Linked DNA regions of Homo sapiens: region 1 is linked to region 2. The links are chromatin contacts, found by Hi-C or POLR2A ChIA-PET in ENCODE. All regions are on one chromosome and are shown on one strand. Each heading gives the region's core, a stretch centred on a gene start or an enhancer-like site at or near the end of the contact. The rest is flanking DNA. Distances are from core to core; before and after follow the strand shown. Region 1 holds the start of HINFP (histone H4 transcription factor). Region 2 holds the start of PHLDB1 (pleckstrin homology like domain family B member 1).

Evidence for each region. Hi-C counts contacts between places; a loop is a spot of excess contacts on that map. ChIA-PET counts read pairs that join two places held with the same protein, here RNA polymerase II (POLR2A). Pooled maps may share reads with other maps.
Region 1: a pooled map shows a loop between it and region 2 (2.9-fold over the local background). The contact joins the promoter of HINFP here to the promoter of PHLDB1 in region 2. A Hi-C loop is called at or near these places in 2 of 50 pooled maps. POLR2A ChIA-PET finds 5 or more read pairs at or near these places in 3 of 52 experiments (AG04450, CD4-positive, alpha-beta T cell and naive thymus-derived CD8-positive, alpha-beta T cell).

The regions. Positions count from the first base shown.
Region 1 is chr11:119,117,638-119,123,582 of GRCh38, reverse strand. HINFP (histone H4 transcription factor) reads right to left here and starts at 2,003. Exons shown (of 10, transcript NM_198971.3): 1 at 1,944-2,003. C2CD2L (C2CD2 like) reads right to left here. Exons shown (of 14, transcript NM_001290474.2): 14 at 5,039-5,945. RefSeq lists a silencer at 1,990-2,269.
Region 2 is chr11:118,604,552-118,610,835 of GRCh38, reverse strand. PHLDB1 (pleckstrin homology like domain family B member 1) reads right to left here and starts at 3,221. Exons shown (of 23, transcript NM_001144758.3): 1 at 3,137-3,221. LOC124902765 (a long non-coding RNA gene) reads left to right here and starts at 2,325. Exons shown (of 2, transcript XR_007062908.1): 1 at 2,325-2,713; 2 at 3,648-6,284. RefSeq lists enhancers at 702-1,375, 1,376-2,050, 2,088-2,382, silencers at 2,510-2,579, 2,640-2,729 and a cis regulatory region at 5,989-6,184.

The DNA.
Region 1 (5,945 bases), core at 754-3,253, 510 kb before region 2:
CGGCAGACCCAGACCCTGTCAAAAAAAAAAAAAAGAAGAAAGAAATATTGAATATTGACTGCTTTTATAATGTTGTGGTAAGAAAAGTAGAAAAAAGCTTCAAAAGTCATAAAATCCCACACCTCCTCTGACTATTACAGTATGAAATGCAAGGCTCTTCTCAAAGTGGTCTCAATTTTACTTCTCCAGTTCTAGGTAGGGAAACGAACATCTATTGAGAAGCTACAGTGTGTCAGCCCTGTGGTGAGTCCTCTCTACACTTCATCTGATGTAAGAGCACCCTCATTCCAATCCAAAGATCATGCTCTTTCTCCCACATGATGCTGTTCTCTGGCTTCCTCACCCATACTTCATTCCCTCTTCCTCTGATTCAATCATCTTTGTCTCTGAATACTCTACATTCTCCTAAAACTCTCTGCCTACGCAAGTTCTTTTTTTTTTTTTTTTTTTTTTTGGAGATGGAGTCTTGCTCTGTCGCCCAGGCTGGAGTGCAGTGCTGTGATCTGGGCTCACTGCAACCTCCGCCTCCCAGGTTCAAGCGATTCTCGTGACTTAGCCTCCGAAGTATTATAGCTGGGACTATAAGCACGCACCACCACGCCCAGCTAATTTTTGTAGTATTAGTAGAGACGAGGTCTTGCCATGTTGGTCAGGCTGGTCCCAAACTCCTGACCTCAAGTGATCCGCCCGCCTCGGCCTCACAAAGTGCTGGGATTACAGGTGTGAGCCACCGCGACAGGCCTACCTATGCAACTTCTATTCGCCTTTCAAACCCCAAAGTCTTCTCTTTGATGACCCCCTTCCCAATTCATCCAGGTACAGCTGGCATATCCCATCTCTTGCCCACGGCATCCACACACATCTTTGCTATCAATGCAATGAAACTTGTTTCCCCTAGACTAGGAGTTTCTCAGGACAGTGGCCATCACTTATTCACTTCTCATTCTCAGATTCAGCACAGAGCTTTGCACACCCCAGGTACTCAATAAATATCAGGAGATAATCACATTCCGGGAAGCCTTCCTAAACTACCCCATCCCTGAATCTACTCTTGCTCCTTAGTTCTATGGCTGGCACAGCTGACACCATAAAACTTCAACCCTATTTTCATGTTGCCATGGTCGTTTTATGTGTTCTAGTCTCGTTTACCCAATTGGACTATAAGAAGCTTCTGAGCAGAAACCATATCACACCTGCCCGTGTCCCTACACTGTGCCGAGCACAAATATTCTAAACATACACCTGCTGTTAGACTGGTGGGTAAGTCCAAGGAGGCAAGCTAGCTGGCGATACAGAATGATCTGAAACCTAGGCAAAACTCCCTGACGCTCTCTGACTGTCCTCCTGTCTTCTTTAATTTCTCTTTCTGTGTCTCTTGTTTCTACTCTGAGGAGATAGGGGCATGATCTTCACTCTACCCTCTTAACACTTAAGAGGGCATATACTGTAACGCAAGACAATGAATGAACTGTGGTATTCAAGAAAAAAAGGGTCCTAAACGCCTAAGAACTCATAATTTGGCCAAAAAGATAAGACTGATACGTGAAGACAACGACCGAAACAAAGTACCCGATGAGGGAGACCAGGACAGAGAGACACCTCCGCGGTCAGGCGAAAAGGAAGTCTCCCCTAAGCAGTGGGGCCCGCACCACGCCTCGAAGGACAGGTAGAATTTGGACAGAAGGAAGGAGACCGTCCCGTTGGGCAAAACCTCTCCACTCGCAGTCCCGCAGGCTTCCCGGAATCCTTCACGCTAAGGCGTGGCGGCGACCGAGTCTCAGCCGCAGCGAAGCCCCTAGACTAGAAAGCAGGGAGGTTCCAGTCGGGGTGAGGGGACCGGACCAGGGCAGACCAGCGTGGCCAAGCGGCAAGAATACTCGCCGAGGTGGCTCGGGAAGAGCTTGGCCTCCTGCAGCCCCTGCAGAGCACATACCCCAGCTTACCGTCTGTCGGCTCCAGGTCTCTTCAGCTCTTCTCCCACCTCAGACCATCTCCGGAGAGGCGCTTGAGGGACGGTCAAGGAAAGCCAATCGTCGTTCTCGGATCCGACTGACAGCCAATGGTAGCTGTGTCTGGCGGAACCCGTGCGCACCAAAACACGGAAGGGGCGGGAACAGTGGGTGGGGCTAGGCGTCCCGGGCGGACAGAGGGGCGACAGGATACGTGCAAAAGGTAGCACGTGACCGCGCCTCGCTGCTCAGGGCAACGCAAAGGCGGGGAGCCTATGGGCCTGAGTTCCCCTAACTGCGCAGGCTCGGCCTCCGGGACCCAACGGGCATGCGCAGGGCTCGCGCCTGGTGCGCAGTGGGGTCTCCCTCACGTGGTTCTTCGCTTTAGTTGGCTGGTTGCGTGGGCCTCGCGGAGAAAAAGGCGTGGGATGCTGCCCAGCGCTGTCGGCCCCGCTCGGCTCAGATTGAAGGTTCTACCCTTTCCTTCAGCCTCTTAGTCTTATTATGTTTTAAATGTTGGTATTATATGTTTCTCTTTCCCCCCAAAACTCGGCTTCCCTTCATCCACTCGTTCAGGTCAGAAAGCTGGCAGTCATCACTGATTCCTCTCACTTCTCACATCCAATCCATTGCCAAGTTCTGTGGATTCTACCTCCTTTTAAAACAGGATATTTCAAATTTATCCCCTTTTGTTTATCTTCACCGCCTCCCCCACCTCCCCTGTCCAGTGATGACCTCCAGGCAGGATTTATACATTAGTCTAATGGGTCCCGCTGCGTGCACACTTGCTTCCTTCCAAAGCATTCTCCACTTTGCAAAAAGCAGACCTGATCAAGTTACCATCTGCTTCAGACAATTCAAAGGCATTCTATTGCTTTCAGGGCAAAGCTCCAAAACCATACTGAGGTTTTCTAGACCCTTCAGCATCTGGGCTCTCCCTGTCTACTTTTTTTTAGTCCTTCTCGACCATATTTCTTGCTCTCCAGTCGCAAATTTCTTTCACCTTTTCCACCACACCAAGCCACCTTTTACCTCTCAAGCCTTGAACTTGTTTTCTTTACCTGGAATAATCCCTTTCTCCTCCTCCCACATTTATTTGACTGACTCCTACTAATTTTTATGGTCTCAGTGTAGATGCTTCTTTTTCCAAAAAGTCTTCCTGATAGTCCTTTCTTGTATTTAACAATACAGCTCAGTCACATTGTATTTGTCTGTTTACTCTCAGTCTGCATTCTTCACTAGACTAGTTCTTCACCTTTATAACTCCATCAGTGGGCCGGGTGTCGTGGCTCACGCCTGTGATCCCAGCACTTTGGGAGGCCGAGGCGAGTGGATCACATGAGGTCAGGAGCTCAAGACCAGCCTGGCCAACATGGGGAAACCCCGTCTCTACTAAAAATACAAAAACTAGCTGGGCATCGTGGCGGGCGCCTATAATCTCAGCTACTCGGGAGGCTGAGGCAGGAGAATCGCTTGAACCCAGGAGGCACAGGTTGCAGTGAGCTGAGATGGCACCACTGCACACCAGCCTGGGCAACAGAGCAAGACTCTGTCTCAAAACAAAACAAAAAACAAAATAAAACAAAAAACCCATCACTCACTTAGCCCAGTGGCTGAAACTCAGTAAGGGTTCAAGACATACTTGTTAAATAATATACCTTAATAAAGTTGGTTAAGACTGATATTTTATTGCATTGTAGTTTTCTGTATCTTCTAATCTAAAAATAAACCTATATAATTTGTACAATCAGAAAACACATTAAATGTTCAATATATATAAAATAAAATTTAAAATGCCATTAAGATAGTAAAGTCATACTTGTGCATAAATTTTGGTTTTAACAACAGTGAGTTATAACTTGGTCCCTATTTTAAAATAGGGTTTTGCAGGGCGCGGTGGCTCATGCCTGTAATCCCAGCACTTTGGGAGGCCGAGGCGGGCGGATCATGAGGTCAGGAATTCGAAACCAGCCTGGCCAACATGGCGAAACCCCATCTCTACAAAAAATACAAAAATTAGCCAGGTGTGGTGGTGGGTGCCTGTAGTGCCAGCTACTCAGGAGGCTGAGGCAGGAAAATCGCTTGAACCTGAGAGGCAGAGGTTGCAGTGAGCCAAGATCACTCCACTGCACTCCAGCCCGGGCAACAGAGAGAGACTCTGTCTCAAAAAAAAAAAAAAAGCGTTTTAAAAAATGTAATTCAAAAGTAACAAAATATATCTTACCAACTTTATTCATTCAAAAATGCATATAGTAGTACTTCATGAAATGCCATCCTCATTTTAATTCAGATTTACACCACTGAAAATAGCTTTTAGCTTTATTTAGCAATTTTATGAAGAAAAAGTTCATTCACAGAGCTGTGTAAACTCAAACATAGGTTACAGAGCAAAAATTTCAGGATTGCTCTGGGATCCATATATATGTTTCCAAAATTTAAAGCAGTGTCATTCTGTCTAGCATAGTTTACTTCTATCTCAATCTGCTTCTCTTGAAAACAAGCCACAATTTTGGCTGGGTAATTCAGACATATCCTGAGATTTGTTCTTTAAAAGCTGCCACAAAAACTGAAAGCATAATTCATACTCATTAAAAGCTGTGGATCCCTTCTGAAAGTGTGAAATGGATTAAGTTGATGAAAATATGTTTCGTATTTTTTTCATTCATTTAAAAATTCCCTATTTTTGAAACGTGATCAGGCTCTTCTTCACTAAAATATGTGATTCCATGGAACTCTGGGCAGCTCAGTACTGGAAGCTCAATACAGATTCCAGTTACCATCTACTCATTCCCCAGGTCCTGTAGAACTCTGAATACCTGTTCTCCCATCAACAAAAGTTTCTTGTGCAATCACAAGTTCACTGTGTTTGGTTGTCGTGTCATACTGGTAGAAAAACTGTTCCTCTGTGAACCACTAAGAGTTACATTTCTTAGACTGGGGAAACAGCTTGAAAAATCTCTTTGAATTTTCATGACTTAGAATTGAACATTTCACTACATAAAAATCAACCAAATCGATGTGTCCATCAATGGAGGATTGGATAAAGAAAACGTAGTTAATGTAGTGAGTGATAAAGAAAATGCAGTTTATAAACTCCAACTTGACTTTAATAAATTAAATTCCAAGCTGTCACACAGCAATGGACATCATTATCATCGCCCAACACACACACACACAGTGGAATACTACTCAGCCATAAAAAAGAATGAAATCATGTGTTTTCCAGCAACATGGGTGGAACTGGAGGCCATTATCCTCGGTGAAATAACTCAGAAACAAAGTCAAATATGGCATATTCTCATTTATAAGTGGGAGCTAAATAATGGGTATACATGGACATATAGAGTGGAATAAAAGACATCGGAGACTATGAAAGGTGAGAAGGTGGGAGGAGGGTGAGGGTTGAAAAACTACCTATTGGGTATGATGTTCACTATTTGGGCGATGCGCACACTAAAAAAAGCCCAGACTTCACCTCTATGCATGCAATATATGCATGTAAGAAACCTGCACTTGTCCCCCCAAATATATAAAACTAAATTATCTAATTGAAAAAAAAAATCTATACCCTCCATTCTTCCCGGATATCTCATATTTGGTGAGTAGTGTGGACAGGAGCATGGGGAATAGTAACAATTTCCACATGCTATCTACCCAAAGGCATGTGCCCTAAACACCCTGAGATATAGGTAGTCATAGAATGTCAAGGCTGGAAGTGACCTGAATGTTTATCCAGGTCACCCTTATTTTAGATATGAGGAAACTGAGGTCCCCAAAGGAGAAGTTGCCTGCTCAAGATCACTTGGTTTGTCTGTGGCAGACTCAGTTTTCTTGCTTCCTGGTCCTGCATTCTGCCCAATATCCTGTAGCAGCTTACCTGGTTCAAGTCCTGTATAAGATCTCAAGCACGGGAACCAGGGACACAGTTTGCTAGGATCTATCAATCCCTGAAATTTGCCCACATTTCAGAATGAGAGAGCTTTTATTATGTTGAAA
Region 2 (6,284 bases), core at 1,972-4,471:
CCGGCCCGGGCCCTCGGCCTCCTCCCCCGCGGGAATGCGCCGACACCCCAGCCACGCGGGACACCAGTCTGAAGCCCTCTCCGCCGAGTGGAGCACCCAGAGTGAACTCTCGGGGGTCTTGGCCCCCGCCTGAAGGAGGCCAAGGAAGGGCCGACTGGCTCCAGCACCAACGGGCACTGACACAGCTCCCGGGCTCCCACGGAGTCCCAGGACGAGAGGTCCAAAGCCAGCCCCAGAGCACCAGACCCGGCCCTTCGCGGGGCCACTGCTCGGGCGCTCCCCGGAGCCCCGCGGGTCGCCCGGCCTCACCTGTGTCCCTGGGGGTCGGCCTCGGCCTCGGCCCAAGCGGTGCATGGCTGTGGCCAGAGGCCCGCCAGGCCGAGCTGGGGTCCTCTCGGCCGCCGCCTTCGCCCTCCAGGCGCACATCCGCCCTCGAGAAAGGGCCGCCGTCAGAGGAAGGAGTCAGGAAGGGAAGGAAACTGAGGCGGGGAGCCCAGCGGGGGACGCCCGAGTGGGGAGGGGGACGAGAGAACTTAAGGATGAGAAAAACCTGACAGAGATGAATGGGGGTGTGCAGAGGGACGGGGCGGGGAAGGGGAGCCACCGGGATGTGAAGGGGAAAATGAAAGGCAGACTAAGAGATGGGAAAAAATGCAAGCTGGGGAGGGGAAGACCGAGGGCAGAGGATGCGGGGAGACTGAAGAACACAGAGGTGGAGGGGTCGGGGGAAGAAAGGACAGGCGGGTCCTCAAGTGGAGGCGACGACAGACGGGAACACTGGGGATGCGCGAGGGCAGCGGAGGGGAGGCTGACGGGCGGGGAGATGGGGCGAAGGAGAGGGAGGCTGGGGCCCACCGGGACCCCAAAGGCGGAAGAGAGGAGAGATGGGCGGCCCGAGGAGAGGGGGAGCCGGGAGAGCGCGGATGGAGCGAGGGCTGTTGCTTGGGTGTCCGGTGGTGGAAAGGTGCCTCTCCGCGGTCCGCAGGGCCGAGGGAGGGAGGTTTCCGCAAGGTAGCGGCCCCTTGCACCCCTCGGCCTGCTCCTGCCCAGGCTGCCCGCGTGGGACAAGGCCGCAGTGTTGGGCGCCTGCCGCTGCCGCCTGCCCGCCCGCCCCTGACAAGCGGCCTTTCTTTGGCGGGGCAGAGAGAAGGAGCCGCTTGTTTGCGCGGCCGGGAAACGGGGCGGCCCCCACAGACACCGCCCGTTCCGAGCCTGGCAGCTGCGGGAAGGGCGGCTGAATGTGTGTGAGGGGCCGCGTGTGTGAGCTGGGGCTGCGGTGTGAGCTGGGCTGTGTGTGTGACTGGGGCTGCATGTGTGAGGGGGCTGCATGTGTGAGCTGGGCTGCGTGTGTGAGCTGGGCTGTGTGTGTGGCTGGGGCTGTGTGACGGGCTGCGTGTGTGAGCTGGAGTGTATGTGTGAGCTGGGCTGCGTGTGTCAGCTGGGCTGTGTATTGAGCTGAGCTGTGTGTGTGATAGGCTGTGTGTGTGATGGGCTGTGTGTGTGAGCTGGGCTGTGTGTGTAAGCTGGGCTGTGTGTGTAACTGGGGCTGTGTGTGTGAGCTGGGCTGTGTATTGAGCTGAGCTGTGTGTGTGACGGGCTGCGTGTGTGAGCTGGGCTGTGTGTGTATAACTGGGGCTGTGTGTGTGAGCTGGGCTGTGTGTGTGACGGGCTGCTTGTGTGAGCTGGGCTGTGTGTGTGAGCTGGGCTGTGTGTGTGACGGGCTGCTTGCATGAGCTGGGCTGTGTAACTGGGGCAGTGTGTGTGAGCTGGGCTTCGTGTGTGAGCTGGGGCCTCGTGTTTGACTGGGGTGTGTGTGTGAGAGCTGGGGCTGCGTGTGTGAGCTGGGCTTCGTGTGTGAGCTGGGGCCTCATGTGTGACGGGTACGTGTGTGAGCTGGGTTGTGTGTGTGACTGGGGTGCGTGTGTGAGGTAGGCTGTGTGACTGGGGTGCATGTGTGAGCTGGGGCGCGTGTAAGCGGGGCTGCGGGTGTGAGGGGCTGCGTGAGCGCGGGGCGCTTTCCTGTGAGGCGTAAGGCATGGAGTGCGTGGGAAGGCCTCGGCGTGTGGGCGGGTCCGGGTGTGTCTGGGTGGCGTGACGCAGGGACGTAGGTGTGCGAAGTGTCGCGGAGGCGTGCGTGTGTGCCGCGTGGGAGCCCGGCGTGGTGGGGCGCCTGCGTTTGCGTTTGACGGCTGGGGGGTGAGCCCGCCGCCCGATGAGTCAGCCTCGGGAGGCTCCAGGACCGCTGAGCTAACGGCCCAGAATGCAGCCCCGCCCCAGAGCCGTGGGTCCCCGGCAGGGCTGTGCGGTCGCCCGGCCAAGTCCCCACTCGAGCCTGCCTCGGCGGAAGCGCTAGCGGGCGACTCGGCCACCCTGCGCCGGCGCCCCTACCCAGCCGCCCGCCCGCACTTCCCTATCCCGGGGGAGCCCGGATGACTTGGGTCAGCCTCCGCTCGGGGAACTCCGCTAGGGATTCCAATAGGGACCGCGCGGGCGTGGCAAGGCGCCCCAGGCGGCCTCCCCGGCCCCCGAGGACGTGGGGCCTTGGGGAGTGCCTGGGAGGCCCCAGGCGGGCTTCCCATCTCCTGGACACCCCCAGGCAGCCCTCCTAGACGCTCAAGACTCTGAGCCGGACTCCGAATCCCTTCCTGGTCCATCAAGGCGGCCGGCCTGGGGACAGGCGGGGAGACGTCACAGGAGATACCCCCGCCCCAAGGTCCTGCTGTGGGCGGAGAGGGGGAGGTGTGGGGCGCTGGAGGACGAAAACCCGCGCGCGCGCTCGCCGCCCGATACCCCGCGAGTGTCCGCCCGGCCGCCTGGGTGCCGGCGGGAGAGTCTGGATAGGGCCAGGATCAGAGTTTCTCCAAGGGGGGGAGAGCGTCACGGCCCCCTCTGGCGGTGGCGTTGGCAGCGGCCGAGGAAGGCAAAAGCAAGAGGCTCACAGGAAAACTCCCCATAACGCTCCTTTCGCCCCCACGCACTCACCTGGGGTGCCCTCTCTCCCCCACGGGTTTCTGCCGAGCTCCCTAGCCTAGAGCTGATCTCAGGGCTCTCGCCAGGCCCCGGGGACTTCCCCTTATCCAGTCCTAGCACCGCAGCGAATGGGACCCGCAAGTGTAGTGGGACGGGGCGCTCTTACCTAGAGGTGGGGGGGGGGCAGGGAGACACTGGTCCCTTAGCCTGGCTCGGCTCGGTCGCGGTGGCCTCAGGCTTAGGAGGACACCGTTGCTTTTCCCCGGGAGCTCGCTAAGTAGGAGGAGAGCGAGCCTGTCCCGCCCCCCTCCCGCCAGTCCCCGCCCCCGTCCCCCGTCCCGTCCGCCTGGCCAGCCAAAGAAGACGCCCTTGTGGGGCTGGAGCCCAAGGTCCCCCCACCCACCCTTTCCCACAGCAGCACCTCCCCCAGCCTGCACAGCGCCCGCTTTGTTCATCTTTGCAGCTGGGCTCTCCACCATCACCACCACCACCACCACCACCACCACCACCACCACCACCACCACCACCACCACCACACATCCCCCTCTCCTCCCACCCTGCCCTCCCGACTCTCCTAGACCACCCTCCACTCCCAGGCTTTAACACGCTTTTGAGAGGGTGTTTTTGACAATCCGTTCTCCCTCCCCCAAACTCTCCCCTCTTTCTTTTTGCCTTAGATGCCTGAAACCTCCACGGGCTCCCACTGAACCTCCCAAATCGAAGCCCCTACAACATGCTCTCAACATCTCCAGAACATCTACTGAGGGTACCCAGGTCTTCTCCCTGTCACCTCCTCCCCTCGCCCTATTCCAAGCCCCACCATGAAGAGCTGTAAATGACATTGATAGCCACGCACATCAGGCTTCACAGACTTTCTTAAGGATAGGCACAAGAAGACTCGTTAAAGTGTCATGCAAACTCCAAAGCACAGGAAAACCGAATGGAATTATCATCTTGCCCCCATGGAGCTCCACACCCCTCCACCCCGACAGACTTGCTGGATTACAGATTGGGAGATGGAGGCAGGCTATAGACATACAATTGAGCACACCAACCTGTAGTAGGAGTGGGAGTTAATAAGGAAGAGAAGGAGGCACTAAACACCTAAAAGCAGCCCCCAAATTGAGCTAGGTTGAAGTCATTCTCCATCTCAACCTCCACTCCGAAATCCAACGCTGACAGTGGATCCTTACCTTGCAAAGCCAGCTCTTGGTCCAGGAGACTGGCTGGGGAGGCCCTAGGGAGCTGAACTCAGCTGGACTGGACTTCTTTGACCTGCACTAGAGGGACCCTGGAGACTCTTCTTCACTGAAGGAAGGAGCAGAAAGCCTGTAAGTCTGGTCTAAATTCCAGCTGGGGTGGATAGCAAAAAATAATTTATCCTCTTTGAGATGGACAAGTGCTGTTCTAATTCAATGAGTTTAGTTTGTGCCGTCTCTCCCTAACCCAGGAACAGCAGGAGGCTGAACTACAGGAATCTCTGGTCACTCATTGACAGGGCTGGCCTTAGCAGGGGACCCCCCACGGCTGGAGACTGAAGCTGACCGGGGCCAAGCAGCAGACAAGGAGGGGGAGGGGAGAGGCCGCCCTTTGCTGCCACCTGCTATAGCTAATGGAGGTGGAACACTCAAGATCCAGAATATGCTGTGGGTACCAGGAAGTCCTAGGATTTGAGGAGCGAGACTCTAGTTTTTCCTCTCTTCATACTGTTTGAAGTCATGAAAGTAATTCTGATGAACCTTCATGAGGCAGATCACAACAGTAATATTCAGGCTATTTGGGTATGTAAAAAAAGGAAGAAGGAAAAAACCCAAACTGTTGTATCCCATGTGCCAAGACCCAGCACTGAGGGGAGGGGTCCAGATTGCAGTACCTCAGAGGCTTTTCACTTCATTCTGTTTCACGGCCCCCAGCTCCTCTTTACTGTACTGGGCAGGAGGAATTTCAGGGAATAATCAAGCCTGCCATGGAGGCAGTGGATGCTGAGGCAGAGGGTCGAAACAGCACCCAACTTCTCTCACTGACCTCCCAACACAGGGACCAGCTGACCCTATGATAAAGGCGCTGTGCAATGTGTCCTCTCCCCTGCTGTGTCAGGCCTCTATGTTCCCACAGTTAGAGCACTCAGGGGACTAAAGACCTACCGCCCCCACTCTCCATCTCCGCCCTGCTCCACATCTGGAGCCCATCAAAAAACTCAGCGCTCTCTCACAGTTACGCAAGAGGTCGAGCAGCTGGGAGCTCAGGAAAGGGGGAGGAAGAGAGGGAAAGAAAGCAGAAAACAGCTTTCCAGGCCTGCTTCAGACTTTCCGAAGTGGAAGCAGGGGGAGAGGGCAAAGCCTGGGTGTGGAAGGAAGAGTGGATTTTTCTAAGGCCCTTTGCATTGGCTACAAGTGTCAGGAGTGAATTTCCATACTCCTGCTTTTGCCTTGGCACATTCCCCACTTTGTCCCACCTCTCAAATTGTACTCCCTCTAGCCCCAGAGAGGTGATTATTGCTCATACAGCAAGCAATCCTTGTAGATACACACCCTCTTCCAGAAAGCTGTCCGTTTCTGGCCTCTGGATCCTGAAGTCAGGCATCATTGGTGTAGGCGTGGTGGTAGCAATGACCCTGCAGCAACTTGGGGAAAAGTTCAAAGCTCTCTTTTCAGCTGTCTTAGAAATTGCATAGTCTGCTTCGACCCAAAGCTAACATGCATCCAAGCTAAGTGGGAAATTTGGGTAGGACAGAAGACTGGTCTTGTGTACCTCCAAGGCTAAGGGCTTTCCTAATGAGCTAAAAGAACAAGCATTCATTTGGGCAAAAGAATGGGAGACAAGACCTATTTCAATTTCTCTCATTGTCTTGAATTTCTAATGCTTCTTTCAAACAGCCCCTGTCCTGGTTTGGTAATCAATCTGATCACCCAGAGTAAACCTAGGGAAGCTTTCCAGTATTGGTTTAGACCCTAAATAACCACTTAGCCCCTGCCCTAAGAACAGCAGGGCAAAAAAACTGCGGTGGGGGATGGGAGAAGTGGTCCAAGCTTCTGAAAACTGCCTAATAGCTTGACTTGTGATTGTGAGAGGGAAAACAGCCTGGTTTGGAAAGATAGTCTAATTTTTCTAAAGGCCTACCTCCGTATCAATCCCCAACTCCCCAGGATAAGACGTTAAGGCAGCTATTTGTAGTGTTGCTGTCTGCCCTTGGGTAACAGCAATGCACAGCAACCAACCTACTTGTGGATCTTCTAGGACAAGGGAATTGGGGGTAAGGGGGTTGTAATAAGACAGATGTGCATAGCAAAAGAAAATCATTTGTGAGGTTTTGC